Linked DNA regions of Homo sapiens: regions 1 and 3 are each linked to region 2. A link is a contact called in ENCODE Hi-C or POLR2A ChIA-PET data. All regions are on one chromosome and are shown on one strand. Each heading gives the region's core, a stretch centred on a gene start or an enhancer-like site at or near the end of the contact. The rest is flanking DNA. Distances are from core to core; before and after follow the strand shown. Region 1 overlaps HDC (histidine decarboxylase). Region 2 holds the start of SPPL2A (signal peptide peptidase like 2A). Region 3 holds the start of CYP19A1 (cytochrome P450 family 19 subfamily A member 1).

Region 1 (4,353 bases), core at 1,439-3,938, 520 kb before region 2:
GTCTACGGTAGCTCTTGTAGTACAGAGGTAATTACAATAGAGTATGGCCCACAAAGCCAAAAGTATTTAGTATCTGGCTTTTTACAGGAAATGTTTACCAATCCCTATTGTAGGTGATAGGAGATGAGGATGATGATGATGATGATGGTGATGATGATGACAATTTATTATAATTAGATGAAGAAGGAGATGATGAAGAAGGGGAAGAAGAGAAGAGGAAGAGGTACTCATTGAGTACTTAACTGAGTAGTAGGTAGACCCTGTGCTAAGGGCTGCATATATATTATCTCATTTAATTTGAGAGAGGTAGTATCCTTTTCTCATTTTTATAAATTAGGAAGGCATGGCCAGGGGTGGTGGCTCATGCCTGTAATCCTCGCACTTTGGGAGGCCAAGGTAGGCAGATTGCTTGAGCCCAGGAGCGTGAGAACAACCTGGGCAACATGACAAAACCCCATCTCTACAAAAAATACAAAAAGTAGCCAGGCATGATGGTATGCGCCTGTAGTCCCAGCTACTCAGGAGGCTGAGGTGGGAGGATCACCTGAGCCTGGGGAGGTCAAGGCTGCAGTGAGCTCTGATGGCACTACCGCACTTCAGCCTGAGCAACAGAGACCTCATCTCAAAAATAAATAACAATAAATAAATAAGGCAGACAAATATAGAAAGGTTAAGTAATTTGTCTAAGGTCATCAAACAGTAAAGGGTAGAACTAAAAATCCATTCTTTAAAGCACTTCTCTGTAACACAGAAATATGAAATTTAATTTTATATAACTTTCCAAGAGCTCAGTGTAGTAGAAAGCAGCCCAGAACTATGAAGAAAGGATTTGGAATTGGGAGGCTTCAGGGAAAGTCCCGGGCCTTCTTCCCTCAAGCAGGGCAATTACTCCCTCTGAGCCTTGCCAGGTTAGAGTGACCACCCCAGGCACTGTGCTAAGGATCTAATGAAGAACTAGAATTTATTTTTGTATTGAAGGCATTACGCAAGTGTCAATAATTATCATCACCGTCAAGTTGAAGAGATAAAATCAAATCATATCAAACAACTTTATTTTAATTCCATTTCTTCTATTGTGGGACATTGGAAGAACTTTGAGCACAGTTTTGTAAAGGTGTTTGAGTAGGTGATCACAGGAATGCTAATGAAGCAGAAACCAGAACAGATGGAATAGGCAGAAAAGCTTCTAGTGGAAGCAGAATTTAATCCATTCACAACATTTGGAGAGGAGAGGGTAGTTCAGGTGAAGGACACGGGTGAAGGTGCAGAGATGGACTGAGCATGAGGTCTGGATGGGTCGATGAAATGCCCAAGCTAAGGTAGGAGCTAATCGTCAAGTCCTTGAAAGCCAGGCCCAGGAGTGTGGGCCTCATATGGTAGGCAATGGGGTTGCTAATAGGAGGAATTCAGGGGTTTGATTTGCAAACAGAAGTGCTAAGGGAGGTTAGTCAGGATCTGCACATTGAATATCCAGTCCCAAACTGTAAGCAAAAAAATGTTCCTAATTACTTGTAACCTCCACCAACCATTCCCCGCCCACAACCCTCCAGTCTTGAGTCTGCATTTCTAGAAACAGCACAAAGTGCCTAAAGTTCCTCAATATTGTTGGTGGCAGCTGCTCATTGGTAAACAACCAGTGGTGATTACAAAGGTAAAATTACCAACATTAAAACCAGTCATAGGAAACTGGAGAACATTATGTTAAGCAAAATAAGCCAGGCACAGAAGGACAAATTTCACATGTTCTCACTCAAACGTGGGAGTTAAAAAGTAAGCAAACTGAGCTCGTGGAGACGCACAGTAGAATGATGGTTGGCAGAGGCTGGGAAGGGTAGCAGGGAATGGGGGATAAAGAGGTGATAGTTAACGGGCGCAAAAATACAATTAAATAGATCTAATGTTAGGCGGCACAATAAGGCAACTATAGTTAACTATAATTTGCTGTACATTTCAAACTAACTTAAAGAATGGAACTAGAATGTTTCTAACACAAAGAAATGATAAATGGTTGAGTGGTGGATACCCAGTTACCCTAATTTGATCATTGCACATTGTATGCCTGTATCAAAACCTCACACATACCCCATAAATATATACGTAATTATTATGTAAGCATAATAATTATTTTTTTTAAATGTTAAAAAAAATCATAGTTACCGCTTCCACCACTTCATTTTGGTTTGTGTTTGTTTAACCAAGAAGGAATTCCCTAGAGGAAAGGTGGAAGGACAAAGACACACATAGGCAGAAAGGACAGTGTCTTCAGCTTCCCCCACTACTTTTATCAATGGCTTTGTCTTGCATGTGGACTCTTGTAGAAGTGGGAGAACAATGCCAGTGGCCAGAGTTCTTAGTTAAGTCCCGCTTCTTCCATGAAGAACATGGGAGAGAGGCTGCACCTGTCTCATTTACCTCTGTGTCCCTTTCTTAGCACAATACCTTGTAATTGTTGAATTGAATAGAAATAAATTAAGCAAAATAGGCCTTCAATAAATGCCTGTTGATGCAGGGAGGTTTGTTCCAGACTTGGTAGGTCTACCTGTCCAAGCCAGGGGAGCTTTATTTCAGGCATAATCATAATAGTGCTAAAATATTCAGCCAGCTGTGACCATTGAGGTAATTCCAAAGCAGATAGGATCCTACCCTGGCCACACACACTTCCCCTTGATTTACTTTCTCTTTCTCTTTCCTGCAAACCAGACTCTGGGGCCAACCCTCCCCAGTGCTCAGTGACAGCAAGGGGAACGGTGAGACACTCAGCAGAGGACAGGCATCAGGCAGCCCTCAGGGCATGTTGTGCTCAGCGCTCCTCTGGTTAACAAAGAGAATCAAGTCCCAGGAGCTGAGGAACAGGCCCAGACACCTGAACCACACACCGCAAGTCTCCTAGGCAGATCTGCAAAGTAGAAACCAGCCTTCCTCGCCATGAGAAAACAGAGGAACACAGGCTCAGCCCCCACAGCAGCATGCTACATACATGTCTGACATGTGCTTGAAGATTCTTCACCCCGAAGGACCGAATCACGAACCAGAGTTTAACAGAGCGAAACCGTCGGCTCAGGGGGATCTGCCAGTGCTAGAAACAAAGGAACACAGTGCCCAAGGTTAGAGACAAGGGTGCCCCACTCCCTCGGGCATTTCTGGGCATTATCTGTTGCCTGCCCAGCCCTCCAGGGATGGACGATGTCACCATGACTCTGGGAGCTGTTGCTAAGGAGTAAGCCAAGCTCCCCAAGGGTTGCCCCATCGTGTGACCAAATCACTGATGAAGGTGGCCAATAGTCACTTGTCTGAGAGCCAGACAAGTGGAAGTCAAGTCCATTACCCTGAACCAATGAGAAGGGCACTTTGCTTTCAAGTGCTGCTTTAAACATTTCATCCCGGCCCAGAAACTCAACATAAGGGAAATACATTTTTACTCTAAATGAATCTTTATTCCTTGAATAGCAGAAAATAAAGTTCTATTTTTATTCCTCCCAAAATGTAAAGTATGGTAGTTAGAGCACAGACACTAGAGCCCTGCAGACCTAGGTTTCGCCTCCAGCTGTGCCACTTACTAGCTGTGTGACCTTGGGTAGTGCCACCTCACTGGCTCATCAGTCCGGGACATAAAGAACCAATTGCACCTCCCGGGCAAGTGGTGTGAGGACAAAGAACGCCAAGAGCCTCAGAAGAAGTTGTCAGTAGGTGTTGGCTATTTAGATTATTTTAAAATGTGAGCTACAAATCACAGTAGCATTTCTGTCTAGAGCCAAGATGACCCCTATTTAACCTTACACTGCCTTGTTCATTTTCCTGTGAGATTCCTGTGATCTGAGAGCCATCACTCCAGCTGTCAGATTTCAAATGAGCACCCAAATTTCTGCCGCTGTTAGATGAAAATTGACTCTTTGCTCCTGGTGGCCAAATTCAACAGAGCTTAAAGTTCAAGGTTGCAGTCACCATACATCTGAAAATTTCCAAATCAATTTCAGACTGATTTCTCAGATCTGAAAATAGAGCAGAGGATTTGGAAAACATTTACAGTTATTCTAATGAGTCACGTGGTTTCCTAATGACATCTCCCTCAAACGTCAGAAAGTTTCTACCACAATTTCTGTTGACTAAAAATAAATGTTTGTCCCACTGCGTATTTATCTGCCCATACACAAGATTATCAAATCCTCACAAATGTCCTCACCTTCACCCTTCACCCCAGTTTCCTGAGCCAGGCACAGTTGGGATGTTACCCCTTTGTTGATGGACAATGTTTCCCCAGCAGAAAACTACTAAGCCTTTGATTTCCAAGCAAAACTCTGTTGTGCTGGGGAGCAGCTTGGGGGCTTTTGTGCCAGCAGAAGGCATCAAAACCTG
Region 2 (4,350 bases), core at 415-2,914:
TGAGAGGGCTCAGGGCCTTTAATAAGAATTTCAATGTGAGTTTATGAGGAACTGATGTATCACTAAGCTATTAATTTATGTTGAGAAGGGATTAGTACGAATGTGATATTCATTCTTAAAATCAGCTCAAGAGATTCAAATGAAAATGAATGCAAAAACACTTTGAAAAGTTTTATATCTAGGTTATAGTTTTGCATACATCTACATACTATCTGAATATCTTTTGGACATAAGTATTATCTGTCTGATTACACAGTAAACACCTTAAAGACTCCGACTAACACTGCTACTTTGTTGCTCTTTTTATATCGAACTCCCCTCCCCCAGCAATTTTTAGATACATTCTCTCAGGTTCCTGATGTTGCCTGTCAAAGTTATGAATACACCAAAAGGCACTTACTTTTTGGCTTAGATTTTGGTTTTTCAATAAATATTAAAGACACTTTTGTATTCACTAATACTAACCCCTTAAACTGGAGAGTCAGCAAAACAGTCTTTCAAAGAAATCACACATTCTAATAGAACGAAACAAGCTTACACGACACCAATTCTGTAATAAATAACATGCGTAAGTTTCCAACCTGAAACTCCCTAAGTAAAAGTCACTAGAAACAAAAACTGAAACACCGGGTTCCTGACACCCCACTCCCACACTGAAGCTCGAATTACTTGAGGCTGAATTTTAAAACACTATTACTTCTCTGTGACTATGAAAACAAATCTATGAACACATATTTCTTACTTACATTTAACCGACGCTCCCCACCCATCCCTTTAAATTAGGCAGAAAACTGAAAACCACTAAAAGCATTACATTTTGGTGTCTTCTTTTAAAAGTTATTTTAAATTACTGCTATTAAAACCCCCCCTCCAAAAAAAAAAAACCCTCATAACAGAATCAAATGAGCCCTAAGGCGAAGCAGGAGCTACAGTGGGGGAAGGGAATTTTAAAAAGACATCCGTGTTAGTGCAATTAAAGTGCAGTCCTCGAACCGCTAAACATACTGGCGCCTTGTATAATTTTTTTTTCTTCCCAAGGGTAAAAAGCGGTAAGAAAGGCTTAGACAATAAAACCCAGAGGTCAATTTTAAATATGCTGGGACAGTGAGCAACTATCGAGAAGCATCAAGGTCAACGCAACCTAAGGGGCTCCTCTGATCTTTTTGCGGTAGGTATTTCGCCAGACTTCAATGGGCGGGAACCGAGTGGGGGGCGGGAAAGTTGGGGGAAAGAGGGTGGAAAAGAGGAGGGTGGAAGGAAAGAGATGAGTAATGGAAAGAGGAGGGGAGGAAAGAGGAGTGCGAGAGCAGGCCGCGGAGGTGCGGGCAGAGGGGAGGCCGGGCGAGGAGTAGGGGAAGGGAGCCCCGGCCTTGGCCCCGGCCCCGCCCAGCCCCTGGGAGGCCTGCGCGCCTTCCCGCCCCCTTACCAGCTGGAGCAGGAAGCCCCAGAGTAGGGCGGCCCCGGCAGGGGACAGCCGCCGCTGCGGCCCCATCGGACTGGTGGGTGCCGGGTGGGACGGCACGGTGCGGCGCAGCTCACTCGGCGGGGTAGGCTCGGAGTCCCGCCGCTGCGCTGCCTCCGTGGCCGGACCGGACCGGACAGGCGCGGGCGGCCGGGCTACGACTGGACCGCCGCTGCTACAGCGGCCGCCACAGCAGCGCGACTTCCTCTTCCGGCCCCGCCCGTAAGATGCGGAAACCCCCGCGCCGGGCTCGGAGAGTCCCAGCGCTCTCCCGGTATCCAGGCGTCCCGGCGTCCCGGCGCTACGAGGCCACCGGCTGCGGGTCTGAGCCTGTCGCTTTCCGGCTGCCCGACTTTAACTCACACCGAAGCCTGGCGGGAGAACGGATTTCTCAAGGCTCGGAAGTGTCTGAGCGTCTGCTCGGTTCCCCAGTAACTACCCGAGTGTTGCATGCAGCCAGAAATCTAAGGGTCACCCTAATTCATCTGCCTGTCATTTGTTCCTGGCCACTCTGACTCACCACATAACCCAGATCCATCCACTTTCTCCAGAACTGCTGCCACCACTCTATCCAGGCCACCAACTTCCCTCTCCTCCAAACGGGTCTCAGTTTCCCCTCCGGACAGCCCAGTAGCCACATAACAGTCCCAGAGCCATCTTTCAAAACATATAAGTCAGATCATGTCTCTCTCTATCACACTTGGAATAAAATAAAAACTTGGCCGGGTGTGATGGCTCACACCTGTAATACCAGCATTTGGATGGCCGAGGTGGGCGGATCACAAGGTCAAGAAATCGAGACCATCCTGGCCAACATGGTGGAACCAAGTCTGTACTAAAAATACAAAAAATTAGCTGGGCGTGGTGGCACGCACCTGTCGTCCCAGCTACTCGGGAGGCGGAGGCAGTAGAATCGCTTGAACCGGGTAGGCGGAGGTTGCAGTGAGCCGAGATTGTGCCACTGCACTCCAACCTGGGCGACAGAGCGAGACTCGGTCTCCAAAAAAAAAAAAAAAAAAAAATCAAAACTCTACTCTAGCCTGCAAAGGTAAATCTGGCCCCTGCCTTCCTGTCTCCCCATCTTCACTACTTTCCCACACTTTAAGGCGCACGGACCTTTGGCCCTCCCGGCCTTTGCTCTGGTGGGCCGCCCGGACTTTGCTCTGGTAGTCCTCCCTGCTGGAGTGCTCTTCTCTCCAAAGCTCAGAATGCCTGCCTTGTTGACATTCACTTATCAGCTTCAATGTCGCTTCCCCAGACGGGACTTCCTGACATACCCAATCTAAAGTACCTGTCCAGTCACTTTCTTTTCTTTTCCTTTCTCTTTTTTTTTTTTTTTTTTTTTTGAGACGGAGTTTCGCTTTTCTTGCCCAGGCCGGAGTGCGATGGTGCAATCTCGGCACACTGCAACCTCCGCCTCCCAGGTTCAAGCAATTCTCCTGCCTCAGCCTCCCCAGTAGCTGGGATTACAGGCGCGTGCCACCACACCCGGCTAATTTTGTATTTTTAGTAGAGACGGGGTTTCACCATGTTGGTCAGGCTGGTCTCAAACTCTCGACCTCAGGTGATCCACCCGCTTTGGCCTCCCAAAGTGTTGGGATTACAGGCATGAGCCACCGCACCCGGCCTGTCCAGTCACTTTCATATTATTGTTTATTTTAATTATCTGCACAGCACTTTTCATTCTATGTATAGGTTCATTTATTTATGCCACCTCCCACTTCATAGCAAGGGGTGTCTTTGCTTTGTTGACTGCTATACCCTTTACATCTACAGTATTTGGCATATAGTAGGTCCTCAGATATTTGTTGGATGAATATTTAATATCAAATGCTGAATAGGACAGTGTGCCTGCCACCCCACAGCTCATAGTTTAACGAGGGACACAGATGTGTGAGCAAACACAGTTCAGGGTGAGTAGTGACTCTTGTTTGCACAAGATGTTATGGAAGTATCAAAAGGAGTTATAAAAGGGGTGCCAGGAAAAATACCAGCCTGAGCTGAGTCTGGGTGAGTTAATTTTAGCCAGGCAAAGGGTAGAAGAAGGGGGGCACTTCCAGGAAGAGTGAGCCATTAGTGTCAAAGCCAAAGGTGGCATTGAAGGAACTGCAAAACTTGGGCTTGGCTGAAGTTATGAGTGGTGAAAGATGACATGTGAGAAGAGGCCAGAGGCAAAATCATAAATACATTGGGACTGTTTGTGACTTTGGGCTTTGTCCTGCCAGGGGTAGAGAACAAATGAATAATAAATAGGGCAATGACATACACTTTCTGTTTTAGAAAGCTCTCTATGGTGGCTGGCAGGGCAGCAGACGTGTTGAAACAGGTCAAGAAGTGGAAGCCAGGACACCTGTTAGACATCTGTAGTAACAAAATCCAGGGACACTGAGGGCTTGAACTGTGGCAGAAGAAATAGGGAGGAGGAGATGGATCTAAAAGACTTGTAGCAGAATTTGGTAACTTTGAAGACATGGAGATAAAGGGAGAGGTATGATTCCCGGGTTCTTGCCCTCGGCTATTTATTGAGTTGGGTGCCAAAGGCGAAGTAGGTGGGGGTTGATGGGATAAATGGGTCGGGGGGAATACTTTTGGAAGTGGGTTTGAAATGCTTTTAGGATATCCAAGTGCAAATATCTGCTGTCAATGGCTATGTGGGTTGGTCTGAAGCTTAGGGGCACAGTGAGGTAAGAACTGCCTCATCTGCTGCCTATCAATTCTGGACTATTTTCATACTTTCTAGTTGCCCACAGCAAGCCAGGTTCCCCACCCCCTCCTTTTCTTTTTGTTTTGAGATGGAGTTTCACTCCTGTTGCCCAGGCTGGAGTGCAATGGTATGATCTCATCTCACTGCAACCCCCGCCTCCCAGGTTCAAGCGATTCTCCTACCT
Region 3 (4,250 bases), core at 1,663-4,162, 570 kb after region 2:
AAGCCACTGCAAGTCTTGGCAGTAAAAGGTAATCTTTTAAAATGAAAATCTGTCATCCATCTACCGACTCCTCCCCATCCCACACACACGTAAAACTCCTCATTTGTTTCCCATTGCTTTTACAGTAAAGGCCTCAGCCCTACAAGGAAGGTCCCACCCACAGAGTCTGGTCCCTGCCTTGGTTACAGCCTCATTTCACTCCCTCCTCCTTGCTCCTGACGCTCCATGTGGCACCGCATTGGCTTCTTACGGTTCCTCAAATAAGCCATGCCATCTCCTGCCATAGGGCCTTGAACGTGTTGTTCCTCCTCTCTGCAATTCTCCTCACCCCTATCTTCGCCTAGTTTACAACTCAGCTTCAGGTGCCAACACAAGCATCCTTTTCTCAGGGAAGCCTTCCCTGAACCACACATCCAACTCTAGGACAGGCTCTTCAGTGATATGATCTCAAGGAACTGCATTCCTTTCTTCCAGAGCATTTGTCTCGTGGCCGCATTTAGAATTGCACCCTCATGTCTAATATTGTTTGGTAAATCTGTCTCCCCACTCCAGGCTTCAGGAATGATGCCTGGCTTTGCTCTCCATGCTATTCCTGGCTCCTGGCACAGTTCCTGGCAGATAGTAGGCACCCAATTACCATTTGCTGAGTAAATGAATACATGAAAGAATAAAAGAAAGAAAAAAGGGAGAATTGCTGACTTTGGTTGGATGGTGTGAAGTTTCTTGGGGTTTAACAGTAGGAATGGGGAGTTAAAACCATAAGAGGCTGAGTGGAAGATGCATGTGGTGACAACTTTTAGGGTGGCTCTCTCCCTAATCACCAGTGTGGTGGAAGGGTGGTGGGGCAGTAAAACCATCAAAAGTCACAGTGTAGCTGTCAATCTCATCACTGAAGACAAGAATACCCAAGTGCCAGGCCAGGAAAATTATTTACTTCACAATCAGGAAGAAATGCTGTGGAACTAAAGTTGGGGTATATTCTTGAATTTGATTTTATTCTCCAGAGCCCTAAAGTTAACCAGCTGGAATCATTTTTAAGGACCATTCTATTTAACTTTTGGAAATGAAGCATCTGCCTTTTAATGGAAAAACTACTTCTCATTGTAAAGATAGCACACAATGTTCTTGGCTGCTTTGGTCTCCAAAAAAAGGGAATTGAGATATCTCCCTGTGTCCGCATTATATCCTGAGCCTCCTGTGTCAACAAAACAGGCCAGATTGATAGCTTTTTTTTTTTTTTAATAATAAGTAAAAAGTAGCAGCCCATTCTGTGAAGTATCAGGCAGGGCAGGCTATGCAGGCATATCTGCCTCTCAAGAAATCTCAAGAGGCTTAGGGATTCACACTGAAAGGCTCCATATAACCAACCTCAAAGCCATGGTATTCAGACGAGAACCCAAGTTTATCGTGCATTCAAAAGTTCTGTTCCTCAAAAAGCATCTACAAAGTGTGATTAGCTAATGAATCCATTAATCAAATATTCCTACTTGGCACAAGTCCCTGCTGTGAGAGGACAGTTAAGATAGGTCCCTGCCTTAAGAATATTGTAACCCAACTGAAGAAATAGGATGTGGAAGAACTAAGATGTCGATTAACAGCACAAGGCACAGAAGAACTAAAGTGTCAACTAACAGCACAAGGCACACACAGTGTAAGTCTCAGCCAGTTCATATGGCCCATATCCAACAATACCAACCCGTGTTGAACATTTATTATACAAGTGCTTTACAAGTATTTTCTTATTAAAGCTTCACAACCCTATGAAATAGATACAATTACAGTCTCTTTAAAGAACTTGAGTAGCATATCTAAAGTCATGCAGTTAAAAAACAGTTTCAAGGTCAGGTCTGATTCCAAAGCCCAGGTGCATAACCACAGAGCCCCTGCAGCTTGTAGAGCTCACAGTGCTTGGGACTGGCCTAGGAAGTCAAGGCTAGATGAGGAAGGGTACTCGGAGTTAGGCCTTAAAGTGGGCAACACTGAAATAGGCCAGTGATGGAGATAGGTCACTGTGTGGCACTGCGGTGGAAAGAGGGTTGGAGAGAGAAGATAGAGGAGAAGAGGAAAGAGGGCAGAGCATGGCAGCTGCTTGGGCACAGCCACTTTAGGGTGAGAGATGAGTGAAGATGTCTACCTTGTAGGCCATATCAACATGTCCCCCTTCTTCTGTGAAAAATGCCATCATCCCACACAGGAAGAGTTGGAGAGGGATCTGACAGTGGAGTCTGGTAGGAAAGGAGTCTGGCTTTTCATTTGCGCTTCCTTCTGCCCCTCTTGCCCCAGAGCAATATCCCAGGCTTTCCACCAACCCAGCCCACGGGGTGGCCATGCTACAAGCCTTTTGAGTCCTGCATCCCAAGAGGGGCAGCTTCTTGGCCTGAAGTTGTCTAATAGAGCCTGCCTGGCTCCAAGCAGGCCTCATCTCTGCTCTGTCTACTGGATCTGGGCTCTGAACTGGGGTGGGAGGTGGGGAAATGGGGAGGCTGGTTCAGGCTACCACTTCCTCTCCTCACCATTGGATAGCCAGCCTTTCAAGGAAAGTAGGGGGCCAGTTCTGTGGCATAGAACAGTATAGTTCTTAGGCCCTCCTATTTCAGAAAAACACTCAAGCAGTGTTTTCCCTCTGCTCTCACACCACGACAACAGTCATCAACACAGAAGACTTCTGCGACCAAATGTAGGGGATTTTCCCCCACACACCAAGCAGCGGGCACCAGCTGGGTGTCCTCCAACTCAGTTCCAACACTATCTACCTGGAAAGAGTGTCTGATCCCACAGGTTGAGGGCTCAGTCAGATTAAGAGATACATACGCGACGTCTGGAAGATCCCGAGCACAGGACCTTCCGTCCTGATAGGATAAGTTCTTCTTCACCTTCCTGTTTGCCTCCACGTGTTCAGCCCTCCAGAAACTCCCTGAACCCTGTCCTTTGGGCCTTTTATGGAGATTTCATTTGTTGTCCATGACTGAAGCATGTGATTGAACAAAATGTGATTGGACAAAAAGGGTATGATCTAATCTCAGCAAGGTCTGTCTGTCCAGATTCTTCTTCCTCTCTTTGTGCAGCATTCCTTCCTCCAGGGTATGGGGCATGACCTCCTCTGGAATGAGGGTCTTATGACCCACAATCAGATTATAGAGTCCCGCCTTGGGTGGATGAAAGGAGGGCAAAGAAGGCCAGAGAAATATTCTGTTTCCTGAGGCCTAAAGCACCTCTACATTATAGCAAAAGACCTCAGCAAGTGTCATGGGAGTTATGGACAAGAACCATGGACAAAAATCTATATACATGTAATCATAAGATCACACCCCCCACCACACACCACATTGTTCTACATAGAAGTGCCTTCACTATACAGCTTTTCATTTATTCATTCGTTCATTCACTCATTTATTCAACGGGTAATAGTGAATTCCAAATCAGGAACTGTGCTATGTGTTGGGGGTGACATGGCCCCTAGCCTCAGGAGGCTTCTATTCCATGGTTAATGGTGGGTATTGCTGAGAGATGATCAGTCAACAGTAACTGCAATGAATGTTAGGATAAAGAGAAGCCCAGAAGGCTCCACGGTGTTCCAGCTGCTCACAGGGTAATCTGCCTGTCTTTTTTACTTCCGTATCTCCAATGCCCATTATCATACCAGGCACAGGAAGTGCTCAGTTAAGTGTTTACTGAATTAAATGAAGATCTGAATGATGCTGAGTGTCAACCCTCCCTCTCAGTGGCTCCTCCCCATTGGCCCTAAACCTGATACCTGGATGAAAAGAGATAAGGATACATGACAGTTCTTCAAGTAGGTCACAGAACGTTTGAGTTGGGAGGAAATGGACAAAGCTTTTTACATCACTGCCATCCCCTCCCAGTCATCATATCCCCACAGTGGGGGTACTTTATGAAACACTTGGACCTTCATGCTTTCCTAATTTCTTCTTATCCTGTATGCTCTTCTAAGAATACTGAAGTTGGTCAATGTTCCTATTAAAACTCAGGAATCTAAACTTTGACTCAGAATTTCTGATTGAGATGTCACTTCAGTTTCCTTGTGCATTCTCAGAGGCTCTACCCTGGCTCACCCTGGAGAGTAGGGGGCAAGAAGTCTGATACTACTCAGCTTTCTCTCCTGTGCCAAAAAATCCTACCTGCAAGAATTGGTATGTGTATTAGTCCATTCTTGCCTTGCTATAAAGAAAAGCCCGAGACTGGGTAACTTACAAGAAAAGAAGTTTAATTGGCTCATGGTTCCACAGGCT

Evidence for each region. A loop is a pair of places that touch in the nucleus more often than their neighbours do. ChIA-PET counts read pairs that join two places held with the same protein, here RNA polymerase II (POLR2A). Pooled maps may share reads with other maps.
Region 1: a pooled map shows a loop between it and region 2 (6-fold over the local background). The contact joins the enhancer-like site here to the promoter of SPPL2A in region 2. A Hi-C loop is called at or near these places in 6 of 50 pooled maps. POLR2A ChIA-PET finds 5 or more read pairs at or near these places in 3 of 52 experiments (HEK293, activated CD4-positive, alpha-beta T cell and activated T-cell).
Region 3: a map with no recorded cell type shows a loop between it and region 2 (4-fold over the local background). The contact joins the promoter of CYP19A1 here to the promoter of SPPL2A in region 2. A Hi-C loop is called at or near these places in 3 of 37 single-sample maps with no recorded cell type and 4 of 50 pooled maps. POLR2A ChIA-PET finds 5 or more read pairs at or near these places in 1 of 52 experiments (K562).

Annotation. Positions count from the first base shown.
Region 1 is chr15:50,245,268-50,249,620 of GRCh38, forward strand. HDC (histidine decarboxylase) reads right to left here. Exons shown (of 12, transcript NM_002112.4): 10 at 2,978-3,076. Among named protein-coding and RNA genes, the nearest start is that of HDC, 18 kb to the right of the region's middle. Within about 2 kb of position 2,689, at least 9 of the 41 ENCODE cell types and tissues checked have a DNase peak (open chromatin) inside an H3K27ac peak, as active enhancers do.
Region 2 is chr15:50,764,042-50,768,391 of GRCh38, forward strand. It overlaps SPPL2A (signal peptide peptidase like 2A), which reads right to left and starts at 1,665. Exons shown (of 15, transcript NM_032802.4): 1 at 1,427-1,665. The coding sequence starts at 1,492. RefSeq lists a silencer at 1,240-1,699.
Region 3 is chr15:51,335,684-51,339,933 of GRCh38, forward strand. It overlaps CYP19A1 (cytochrome P450 family 19 subfamily A member 1), which reads right to left and starts at 2,913. Exons shown (of 10, transcript NM_000103.4): 1 at 2,812-2,913. RefSeq lists promoters at 2,838-3,415, 2,838-3,156, an enhancer at 3,077-3,156 and cis regulatory regions at 3,108-3,125, 3,190-3,219.